2 separate regions of the Homo sapiens genome follow, and region 1 is linked to region 2. A link is a contact called in ENCODE Hi-C data. All regions are on one chromosome and are shown on one strand. The core of a region is the stretch at or near the end of the contact, and the rest is flanking DNA. Distances in the headings are between cores, read along the strand shown.

Region 1 (6,369 bases), core at 2,962-5,461, 410 kb before region 2:
TACAAGAAGTGTTAAAAGTGAATCAGGGCCAGGTGCAGTGGCTCACGCCTGTAAACCAAGCACTTTGAGAGGCCGAGACAGATGGATGACTTGAGGTCAGGAGTTCAAGACCAGCCTGGCCAAAAATAGTGAAACCCTATCTCGATTAAAAAATACAAAAATTAGCCAGGCATGGTGGCACATGCCAGCTATTTGAGAGGCTGAGGCAGGAGAATCACTTAAACCTGACAGGCGGAGGTTGCAGTGAGCTGAGATCACACTACTGCACTCCAGCCAGGGCAACAGAGTGACTGCGTCTCAAAAAAAAAAATCTGATACACACACACACACACACACACACACACACACACACACACACATATATAGTTTTTTTTTTTTTCCTTGAGTTAGAGTTTCACTCTTGTAGCCCAGGCTGGAGTGCAATGGCACGATCTTGGCTCACTGCAGCCTCTACCTCCCAGGTTCAAGCAATTCTCCTGCCTCAGCCTCCCGAGTAGCTGGGATTACAGGCATGTGCCGCCATGCCTGGCTAATTTTGTTTTTTTTTTCAGTAGAGATGGGGTTTCTTCATGTTGGTCAGGCTGGTCTTGAACTCCTGACCTCAGGTGATTCGCCTGCCTCTGTCCCTCTGTCCCCCAAAGCGCCGGGATTACAGGAGTGAGCCACCACACCTGGACTGATTTATATTTTTAATATGAGAAACTGCAAGGGAAATTCAATGCAATGCGACCGTTTTAAAAAATTCCTGAAGAAAATAGCGCTTGTGCAGCAATATAAGACAGGGTTGCAGGAGGAGTTTTCATATTAGAAGCAGGTTGAAAATGCACTGAGTGGGCATAGCTGTTGAATAATTCAAGTATTGATGAAAATGATCAATAATGGTATTGTCAGATTAGTCCCTTCCCCAGTCAAATGTGCCCAAATTGGGAGTTTCAAAACTAGGGAATTTTTCAAAAAACTATTAGAACTGAAAGGATTCTTAGAGGTCATTAACGATGCTTGACTCCGTTTTTCAGTAAATGAATATGCCAATAATTTTACAGTGGTGGATTTGGCTCTTTTGCCTGCACAGCTTCTGATCTTCCTTCATGTGGTAATATATACCGTGATTTTCTTTGGTAGACTACCCTCCCCATTATATCTCTGTGTTTGAGCAGAGCCTAATCCACCCTAACCTGAGGCTCCTGGGGAGATGCATGGCCCACAACATCATTCCCTGACCACAAAAATGAGATCAGAGCCTAAGCAAGGGCTGAAGTCCAACAGATGAGAGCTCACTCAGATTTTTTTTCTGGAGCTATTGGAAAAGAAGATTTCTCTTTCCACTGGATTTGGTATGGTGGTAGGATATAAGCCAAGAGAAGCAGGTAGTCATCTTGGTATAAACAGGATTGAGCCTGCCAGAGAATGAAGGCAGCCTCCAGAAATGTGACTGCAAACCTCAAGTGAGCACTTGGCCATGCCTGGCAATTCTTATATACAGTCCTGATCAATCTACTTTCTCATTTTCTGTGAGGTCCATTTCCTTTTTTCCCTTCATTTTCCATTTCCTTTTTCCTTCCTTTCCCAGCATCCAATACATTCCCCTCACCATCCACTGGCATCTGATGATCCTGCCTTTTATTTCACTGTGAAAATAGAGGCAATCAGAAGAGCTTCCTCTGTCTCCAATGGCAAACCTATCAACATTCCAGATTCTTTAGCCATATGTTTTTCTTTCTTTCATTACAATGATCTCTCTGTTCTCCCATCTAATAACAACTCCCTCTTCTGTGCATTGGATCTCAAATTGCAGAACCTACTACTCAAAGAGGTTGCTCCTGGATTTACCCCTTGTTGTCCTTCATTGCCAATGTTCTCTTCTCTGTTGTGGTATTGCTACTAGTTTATACGTTTTGTGATTTTCTCAACTTAAAAACACATATGCAAAAAAAATGCCTTCCCTTAACTATCATATCTTTCTTCAAGTTCTGCCCTATTTTGTTGTTGTCATCTATAGTGAACATTTTTCGTAATATTATCCACTCTCCCTGTTTCCTCAGCCTCTCCTCTCATTTCCTCTTTAACCTTCACCAATCAGGACTAGAATCCCCTCATCCCCTGAAATCACTCTTGTCATGTTCTAATTTTCCACAATGTCTCAATAGCATTCGGCAGTTAATCACTCCTGCCCTCTTGACATATTGACTTCAGTTGACTTTGAAGACATCTGTTTTTCCCTTGTCATTTGCTGTTTCTTTTTCATTTTTGTGGCTAGACCCTTTTTCTCTTCTACAGCAGGACTTGGTCCTAGCTCTTCTTCTCTTCTCCACTTACACTCGATGTGCATGGCTTTAAACATCGTCTTGCTACTCATGAATAATTACCATGTTTTTACTGTCATCCCTGACTTGTCCCCTGAGATGGTCTAATATGCATTTCTGTGAATCTCAGAATACACTCACAAATATTTTTTTCTGGTTAGATTCTGAAATATCATAGTCAATCTTCGTTCCTCTTTTTCTCTTACACTGTACATCTAGTCCATTGGTAAGTACTGTTGGTCACAAATCTGACAACCTCGCTCTCTCTACCTTTAAGCGTTTTCTTTGTTCATCTCTCACTTGGATAATAACCATAGCCCCCTAACTGAGTATCCTGTTCTCGGAGTGCCTTGTTTCCCTCAGACAATACTAATCAGCAGGCAGATGAGTTATTTTAAAATATAAATCAGGTCATGTACTTCAGTGCTCAAAACCTCCAATGGTTTTGCATCAGTTTTGTAGGAAAACCCAAACTACTTACTCTAGCAACAAGTTCATACAGGTACTAGTTTCTTTTCCCTCCCAAATTTCTTTTTTACCACTCTCACTCATTTGGCTACAACCAGGCAGAACTGCCTGATACTCCTCCAAATGCAGGTATGCTATGTGCGCGTTCCAGCCCTGGCACCTGTACACCTGCTGTTCTCTTCACTTGGGCTGCTCTCCTGAAGGTATTTCTATGGCTCACCTCCTACTCATTGTCATCTCCCTGATCTGTTCTAGTCCAGCCTAAAATCTCACTATAACTCATTTTTCCTTAACCTTATTTTATTGTTCCTCATAGCACTTATCACTCCCTATGATATTATATATTTATTTGTTTACTGATTGTCCCTACCACTTGAACATAACTTCATGAAGGCAGAGCTATGTCTACCCTACCACTATGTACTCAGCACCAGAATAGCATCTGACACGGAATGTGTATTCAACAGATTTTTTTTGAAAATATCAGTGAATAAATGAATGAATGAAAGCATCAAAGTTTCTGATACAACATTTGAGCACCCAAATCCAGCAATGCCAGAATGCAGCCCTCCCCACACATTCTCAAACACATGAATGAAAAGACCCTCTCTGATTTATATATAAGTTCAATTTCCTGTAACTTACAGCTGAAATAATTTTGGTACAGACAGTGATATCCTAGAACTGACTCACATTAGTTTATGAGCATGGAAAATACTCTCATTTCTTCCCAACTCCGCTTTCAGTTATATTAGTTTGAAGTCAAGTATATTGGGATTATTTATACGATGGGAACCAGCAAACTTACAAACTAGGGCTTTACTTTCTTATGGAGAACTAGTTTGAAACATTTGCCAGATATTTAAAAAATATCACTCTGGTTTTTATGTGGCGTGTAGATTCTCAGTATGAAGCATGTAGGCAGGGAGGAAAATTATAAACAATCCAAGACAGATATGTAGCTTAGTGTTATCAGTAGAAATGATTGTACCTTGAAGGATCTATTTTGAAGGCTGAGCCAATAACAATGGAGGATAAATTGAGTGAAAGTACTGAGAAATCAAGAATGAGTTCTTGGTTGGTGATATGCACAGGTTGATAGTGATGACATTTACTGAGATGAGAAAGAACAAAGTGAAACCAATTTTAAAAGGACCTAAGCCTTTCATGTCAGAGAAATAGGATAGCAAATCCTTTCAGATAGTTGCTGTCGAGGCTAAAGAATAATGTATGGCACATTAGCACAGATTTTTAGCTCTAGGTCTCTTGCTGATTATATAAGTGATCCCAAGTATTCCCCTTAACCACACCCAAGAAAGTCTTATATTTTTTAATTCTTTATATAAGTGGACTAACTTGGGTTGTTTTGAAGGTTTCTTTCAGTTTTTCTCTTCTCTTATTTCCAGCAACACCTGCTTCTCCACAGTCCAACACTCACAAGTTTCTGTTGTCTCACAAAAAGAGAACTCTTTGTTTCCAGAATCGGAGCTGGGTATTCTGTTCCTTCCCCTCTCATTTTAACTTATTTTGCATTTTTCTGTTGACCAGGCAACTGACTGAAAAACAGTTTATATACATTCATATCCTAGCTTTTCCAGCTGTGTAAGTTCATCCCTTTAACACACAGACTTGAAATAATTTACTTTGTTCAAATTGGGTCTTATAATTGGAGAAGTATATTAGGAGTGTGTTTATATATGAGGGAATCATATGTACTTCTTATCTCTGTTGAAGGATATTTTCCAGTGGTCATATTTGTCCAAACGAAAGACCTCCCAAAATGGTATGGGTAGATATTTATAAAGAAGCAGGGTAAAAGGAAACAAAGTAAGAAAGATTAATGAGTCCACCTTCAGGAGTAATGTGCTGCTTGCTTGAGAAAGAACCAAGTACTGTTAATTCCAATAATGGTTCCATTAATCAAAACCTTGAAGTAACTGCATAATCAGGCAAAGAAGCTAATGGATATTAACAAGTTGCTATACTCTCTCCTTTGCTGGTATCAGCAGTAAGGTCAGGGTCTTCTTTCTGTCCCAAAATATTATAGGTAGGGAAAAAGAAGCAATGTCTACAATTCCCAAGCATTGAAATCTGCCCCCAAAGAAGGCAGGGCAGTTTCTCAGATAGCACATAGAGGGAACTTTGCATATTCTGTACTCATCTTGGAGCTTTACACAGCACATTATAAAGTCTCGCAGTAAAATAACCTGTTTAATTCTGTTGCATCCAAAGTTTCTGAAATTACTTTGCTGTTACTACAACAATCTAGAATACACTTTGAGAAAGGTTCTGTTGAGTCTCTACAGCTTTGTTCACTTAATCCTCTCTCTAAGGATAAACAAGCTAGAATTATACTACTTGGGCTCCACAAGTCTCTATAGCATGGCATTTATATTGTCTTTATCTGAGCAGAGTGCCTGGTATGGAATTTGTGCTAAGTCAGTCTCAAAAATTATTAACTCAATTTGAATTACATTGAATCTTATCATTTGCCTGATGTGAATATAGATTGTCCATCTCTGTTTCTGTCAAAATGTGAAGTCATTTTCCCAGTTTAGCCAATCCCTATTTGAAGTCTCTCTTCTAAGAACATGTTTTGAACTTATTTAAAGTCTCTGCTTTGAGAAAATTCCACATAGTTACTTCCTGGTTTAAAATCTAGAATTACTTTTTATTTATTCAAAACACTGTTTTTAAGCTTCATGGAAGTCTTCCTGGTCTTCATTGTTATATGGTGCTTATTTTGTTTCAGAGAAAAGCTGTGATTTTAAAGTTTCCAATTGGCTTCTTTGAAGATGGTGAGTCTTAGAGCAGCTTTCTTTGTTGTGGGAAGAATCTGACTGGCTTTTCTGAGGTGAAGCCTAGATACAGAGGTCCATAGCACTTGTGGGGACTGTGTAACATAATCTTGACAGCCTCCGAGCTCGGCTAGGGAGGAAGATTGTTGTTTTCTATGGCTCAAATGAGCCTTTTGAGAGGGAAGGTATGGAAACCAACCTCTTACTTTTTGGAGAAGTTATTAGAAATTATCTGATAAATTAAAATGGTACTACAAAAGTTTTGCTATCGAAAACAAAAAAAACAAGGGCCTTCAAAATGGAATTCATCATGAGGAAAGAAAAATCTAATTTGGTGAGGAAATAGACAGTTATGAAGAAAAAGCTAGTTTGGACAGCGACCAGCATCCTAGCACTTAGAACAAGCTTAGGGACACTGGCCGAACCAGTGAGCATAATGTAAAGAGCTTACACAGAGGCAGGGAACTGCAGAAACAATGGTGCAGCACAGAATCCTGGCAAATTATACTACGCGGACTAATTTTCAGTACTCACACTGTGTGGCAGTAATAGAAGCTCCTGTAAGTCAAACCCAGGAATCTTTCAGTAGAAAGATAACATTTTCTAATTATTTTGTGTGGAAATGGATTTAACCCACTTGGCTGGAGTAAGCCCCCAGTGGCCTGTAAATTTGAAGCAAGAGATTTGGGTAATTAATAGGCTTTTAAGAAGATATGTGACCTTATTCTGTATTTGTTGTTTTTCCCACCCCCAGAGTTGTTCCTATTGCTTCAGAAGTCTGACAACTTGGCTCTGTGCTC
Region 2 (6,391 bases), core at 3,892-6,391:
TTTATGTTATGAAGACAGCTTGTTTCCATAAACATCCTAAAGCAGCCTCTGCTAGCTTCCAGCATTTCTTCTGCATCTCCTAAGCCTTCATAGAATCAAATACAGTTAGGGTCTTGTTCTGGTAATCTGGCTTTGTCTCTAAGGGAATGTTGTGACTAGTTTGATCTTCTATCAAGAGCACTAAAACTTTCTCCATATCATCAGTAAGCCTTTTCCATTTTCTTATCTTTCATGTGTTCACTGGACTACCACTTTCAATTTCCTTCATTGACTCCTCCTTTGCATTCAAAACTTGGCTGCTTTGAGCAAGAGACCTAGCTATCTGCCTGTCCCAGCTTTTGACACACTTTCCTCACTGATCTTAATCATTTCTAGCTTTTGATTTAAAGTGAGAGATGTGCAACTCTCATTGTAGGGCTGTGAATTGGCCCAATTTCCATATTGTTGTGTCTCAGGGAATAGGGAACCTCACAGAGAGGGAGACGGACAGGGGGATGACCCATTGGTGGAACTGTCAGAACACACACAACATTTATCCATTAAGTTTGCTGTCTTACCTCAGTGCAGTTCATGGTGCCCCCAAACAATTGCAATAGTAACATCAGAGATCACTGATCACTGATCACCACAGAAAATATAATAATAATGAAACAATTTGAAATATTGTGATAATTACCAAAATGTGACACAGAGACACAAAGTGAACACATGCTACTAGAGAAACAGGCTCATTATAGACTTGCTCATTTCAAGGTTGCCACAAACCTTCAATTTATAAAAATGCAATGTTTGCAAGGCACAATAAAGCAAGCTAGAATAAAACAAGGTATATCTATATTCTGGTATTCACCCAAGATAGGTAAAATGGGACTATTACTCCCCTTTAATGAATGAGTAAAGTGAGCCCAGTCTATCTGTGAATATCCTCAGGATGACTAAGCATCAGAAGTAGAACTCGCATCTGAGACTCCTGATTCACTTCAGGGTCTTTCTATCATTGTGATTTACAAGGAGCATCACACTGACATGGACATTTATTTGTCCAGTACAAATGAGTCAATGACAATTTAAATGGTCTGGTTCCCTACCATTCTTCAAAGAAAGACATGCTATATCATAAGAGAAAGTTACAATTACCAGAGACTGCAGTCCACAAAGGATAATGAGGGATAAATGTGTCTGTTAAATCAATTTTGAAGTTTCATTTAAGTAACCAATCAACCATTCTTTCACACCTGAAGCTAATCAAAAGGCCCTAACACTCAGACCTACATACAGGGTACAACACACCATAAACATCTGTTATTTAGACACCAGAGATGGAATTTCCCATCTGTTGCTTCAAAACAAATAATCATCTTTAAAAAATAAAACAAACATCACAAAAAAATTTCTTTGAAGATAATTTTAGGTTATTAAGGTTGGAAGCTGAAAAAAATGTTAATTTTTCAACAAGTGACAATCTAGCTGGACAAATCCATGGGTGTAGCATAAGGCTAAGTAAGGAATCTGGCTTGGAATTTTCAACACTTGGTTCTAATCATTAATGTTGCAATGTTGTCCCATTTACAACCTGATATTCATTTTTGCACTTCAACATCTCATGATTTTTCAGCAACAGTAAATAGCTTTAAGTGATGACACCTTGCCTTAACTGGATCTATATTTTGACTAGCAGGTCTTGGCATTGTTTCCACCTCAGATATCTCTCCAAAATGTTGCATGTAGGCAAAAAATGAATAGAACTTAAAGGAAAGAAAAATAAAAATTCTACCACTCTAAACAATGTTAGGATATAATACCTTTAAGTTATTAGCTAACCTACTGCAGCAACCTCTAGTCATCTCATGATTATCTCTTTGGGTTCTAAATTTTTCTTGATATGTTTCACAAAATCTCATTTTGTGATGCTCTAAAGAGGGAGGTGGTGGTAAAATAAGACTTGGGACTGAGAGAAGAGCATAAAAAAAGCAAAATGCAAAAGAGAGGAGTCTGAATCAATCACGTGTAGGATGCACAGAATCACACCTGATTTCTATATTACTTTGTTTTAAACAGCATAATTTAGATTCACATTCCTGAGACATAAGAAGGTACCCACATTAAGACATCTTTTATTTTTATGCTGAAGCTCAAAATATAAACTGATAAAAGACCTTTCAAATTCACCAAAAGTGAATATTTGTATATCTGAGAAATTAAATACTATCCCAAGAAACATTCTCTAACCACACAGATTTTCATAATGTGAGGGAAATTTTTGGTTCTGAAACATCCAATATTATCTTTAGTCTGCGTTTATATTGCATGTGATAAAAACTTTCTCTAAATTAGAATATGAGAAGATTAATGTCATTAAAACATTTCAGAAATAGCAGAATTCCCTTGCATACTCATAAGGTATAAGCACAGTATTCATTTGCTTCAGAATCTTATGAAATCTCGGGATTATCTCTTATCTTTAGACAGTGTATGAGGACTATGTTGGTTACTGAGCTTCTTCTTGTTTGAATTCTGGGAATATGGAAATTTATATAATGTTGAGAACTAATTTTCAAGTCCTGAGGGGTGGCTTAGAAATGTTTTGCATAAAAGTTTATATACTATACCCCTTTATTTAATAATTAATCCAATTTCTAGACAGAACTATGCCAAAACACAACCTTCTGAAACGTGCTGTGTACTATCAGGACTGAAAGTAACACTGGAATTCTACATTAAAATGTGGCCTATCTAGAGGGACTTCTCCAAAGCATGAGATTTTAAAAACACAGAGTAGAAAAGTCACTGGAGGAATGCCCCCAAGTATGTGGGGGCGTCTGGGACGCTTGTCATCGCATTGCATGTCTGCAGTGTTCCAATATGGGCAGCAGGGGGAGCTCCCGATTGAAGCAAACCCCCCAACACGTGTTTCCTAGTTGGGAACACAGGCTTTTTCCTCTTAACACTTGCCCCAAGTCCACGGAGGCAGCCACTAAGGAGTACTGCTGTCAATTAACTGTACAAGCTTAGGACATGTGGTGAATGAATTGCTAAAGTGAACGGGGATGACACATGGGTCTGAGCCTACCTTTTAGAAACAGGATGGCCAATTTTTATTTTGGTGGGCAGGAGGGATTAAAGCAAGCAGCAAACAATGGAGTTGGGGCAGGAATGGGGGATGGGGGCTTGCCATTAACAGTAAACAGTGATCTTTGAAAGCAACGAGTGGGCATCAGTATTCCAGGGCCTTTATTAGTTTTGTTTGTAGGCTATATTCTCCATTAAATGTCAAATCAAAACTCTCCCTTCTTCCCATGACCCCACATCAAATCCAGAAAATCACTTAATGAACTGGGTTTCTCATTGAGCCTGAGGAGATGAGGCTTCTGTAGGGGGTCTCCTGCACGTGGTTGCGTTTTACACATGAATGTGTGATGCATTTTACTCCAAGTATCTGAACCAGGTTGAAAAAATCCTTAGGGACCAGAAAGAGTCAACTCTCTAACCTCAACACAGGGTATTCTAGGGTGAAATTCCATGCTCTCACCCCCACCTCATACACATAGCCAAGCACACCCCCACCCCCAATAGCTGGCTCATTTCTCCTTCCTGTCCCCAAACGAAAGTTTGCAAAGAAGTAGTCATAAATGTCAATACTCACCATATTGACTTCAGAAACCATATCGATGCTGGCAATGTCAATGTTCATCCCCACAGCCACGGGGGGACCTGCAAAGCAAGACGGCCAGCCACGTGATTTCTTTGAACTTCATTCATTCTCAGCAAGAGTTATCCCTGAGCATAAGACACTCTGCCCAAAACCCTTCTGCACTACTCAATCTCAAATTTTTCAATTCTCTGCTTTTTTTGTTAAAAAAAAAAAAAAAAAAGGTAGCAGGCACACACTCCTCTAACAAATGCTGTATTGAATATGCACACACGTATGCTGTGAACAAGGGATTCCAGCTCTGTCTACATATGCATATGTCTCAGCATGTGAATGCACACAACTCACAGAAGCACAAGAATCCTTCTAGTCTAAGGGATTTTTATATTTTGCGCTGAAACCCCCTCCTCCTCAGTCTTTCCCACCCCCTTCTGTGCACAGGTTTTAACTCTTTGAGCTTCATAAGAGTCTGAAGCAATATTAAGTGAGTCTATCAGCATATCTAGGGCTGCAGCCAGAGAGAGATTCTTCTTTCCCCTACCTTCTCTAACCCTCCCATTTTCTCCCTACCCTCCCATCCCCCAGTCCTCCCCATTTCTGTGAGGCTGGGAGGAGTGGATTATATCCAGACATGAGCCACTGTAACCCTGGCCAGAAGAACTCTTCCAAAGTAGGCAGGCACAGGGGGTTAACGCCACCTCTCAACCAACTGCCTGCACGTCTTGTCCTAAAAAATGTTAACGGTGGCCTTCCGCAAGCCGGGTTCTCTCGGCACACCATTAACTAAACTTAAGAGGTTTGTGTCTCAACAAAGCAAAGGCAGGGAAGCAAAGGATTCATAACAGTGAAGCTGAAAGACAGCAGTCACCAAATTTGAGTACACACTAAGAGGGTCTCATTGAAAGACCACGGAAGTGGTGGGTAGCAATAATCCAGCTTAAGTTTTGATCAGTTTCTCAATATGGTAAAATAGAGACACATTCAGGACACCACATGCACCCACAACTAGGGAGAGGGAAGAGAGCGCGCACAAAGCTCAAAAGACAGCTTCGGCTGTGGCTGGACTTATTTGCAAGGCAACCCCATTACCTCCAAAATCTGGTCTCAGACGAATGTCATAGCCTTTCAGGAGTCTATCCACCGTCTCTTTAACCAGCGACATATTACTAGGGTCATTGACACTAAAGAAAGAAATGACAATAAGCAGGCATCAATAAGGAAGCAGGCATAGCGTTTTCAGCATCGGATCCCTACTACATTTCCCTGCTCACAGAGGTATGCAGACAGAACCCTTCAAAGTGAGAACGGAAAAGAGAAACGCTGGGCACACTTACCTCTGCGCACAGACAGCGGCGATTATTAAGGGGAAGGACCAAATCCCAAAGTAGCCCCTTTTCCGCACTCTCCACATCCCTTTAGTTTTTGATGGAATTGAGGGTTTCACTGAAGAGAGGAGATCCAACTTAGTCTGCCCAGTGCAGTAATTCTAATGTGAGGCGCATGCGCACGGCGTACCAAAACATCAAAGGGGAAGCGGCGGCTGCCGGGGACCGAGCAGATTTCCTTGTTTAAAAAAAAAAAAAAAAATTAAAAGGGAAAAAGGAAAAACATGTATATGTATAATACATACATATTTGAATAATATAGAAAAGTCACCCCACAGCAGCATCCAGAATAAAATTTTTGTTGTTATCCTTTCGTTAAGACAAAATAACTACAGCGTCTGGTAAGTTTCGGTAGTTGCAAGAGGCAGTTTTGCACCGAGCGGGTTGTGGGTTTTTGGTGTGTGTGTGTGTCCTTTTAAATATGCAAAACCAGATTAGAAAATTAGAGGAGAGCAGGTGTGGCGTGCCAGCGGAAGATAGGTGCCGGTAAGCCCACTTCTGGTCTCAGCCGGACACGGGGCAAGGAGTTTGAACTTTATTTCCTTGGCAAATAGCATGCCCTGCCTGGGGCGAGACTGGGATGGGGGGGGCGGGGGTTGTGCAGCGGGTGGGAGGAGGGGGGAGGGGGCGTTGGGAGTCGAAGCGGGAGGGAGGGAAAAAACCAATGGGAGGAATGCTGAGCAACCCGTTGGATTTGGGGCGGGGGGTTGGGGAGGCGGGTACAGAATAAGAAAGGCACGGAAAAATAAAAAAGGAAGAAAGAGAAAGAAAAGAATAAAATAATGGCTGGTCTCTTCTAGTAGTCAAAGAGCAAGCTTTTCTTCACTACTCACGAGCGATTTCTTTCTCCTCTCCTCACCCTTTGCCCCCTATTCCCAGAGAAGAAAACCTCGGGGTCCTGTTTTCTCGCCGTGTGACGTTCCTGACCCGCTAGTCCGGGTTATTTATAGCAGGAGGGGAGGGGGGCGAGGGGAGCAGAAAGGCAATGCTGTCTCTCCAGGTTTCGGTCTGATTCTGCAGTGGGAATTATTAGTGGGCAGGGTGGGGTTTGCATGAGGGGGAGATGGGACGTGGAGGCGTGAGGGATGCGGGTGACGGGCGCCCTAGCGCAGGTGCGGGGGACTGGAGGGCGTGGGCGACCGCACAGAGCAGGAAGGGCAGGTGGCCGGGTGGGACGCGCCCCGGCCGGTCCCCCAGCGCCCCCTCCGCTGCGCGCACCCGCGCGCACACACGTGCAGGCGCACTCCCCACCCGCCGCCATCCCTCCTTACCTCGCAGGCCCGCGCTCGCCGCCCACTCCCGCGGCGTGCGGAGCTGGCGCCCCCGGCCCCTCGTCCGGGACAGGGGACGGGGACTC

What was found. A loop is a pair of places that touch in the nucleus more often than their neighbours do. Pooled maps may share reads with other maps.
Region 1: a loop to region 2 is called in a pooled map, with 2.5 times the contacts of the local background. The contact joins the enhancer-like site here to the promoter of GABRB2 in region 2. A Hi-C loop is called at or near these places in 2 of 37 single-sample maps with no recorded cell type and 2 of 50 pooled maps.

What each region holds. Positions count from the first base shown.
Region 1 is chr5:161,135,031-161,141,399 of GRCh38, forward strand. No RefSeq gene overlaps it. Among named protein-coding and RNA genes, the nearest start is that of LINC02159, 200 kb to the left of the region's middle. Within about 2 kb of position 4,212, at least 2 of the 41 ENCODE cell types and tissues checked have a DNase peak (open chromatin) inside an H3K27ac peak, as active enhancers do.
Region 2 is chr5:161,541,584-161,547,974 of GRCh38, forward strand. GABRB2 (gamma-aminobutyric acid type A receptor subunit beta2) reads right to left here and starts at 5,142. Exons shown (of 10, transcript NM_001371727.1): 1 at 4,984-5,142; 2 at 4,739-4,830; 3 at 3,644-3,711. The coding sequence starts at 5,060.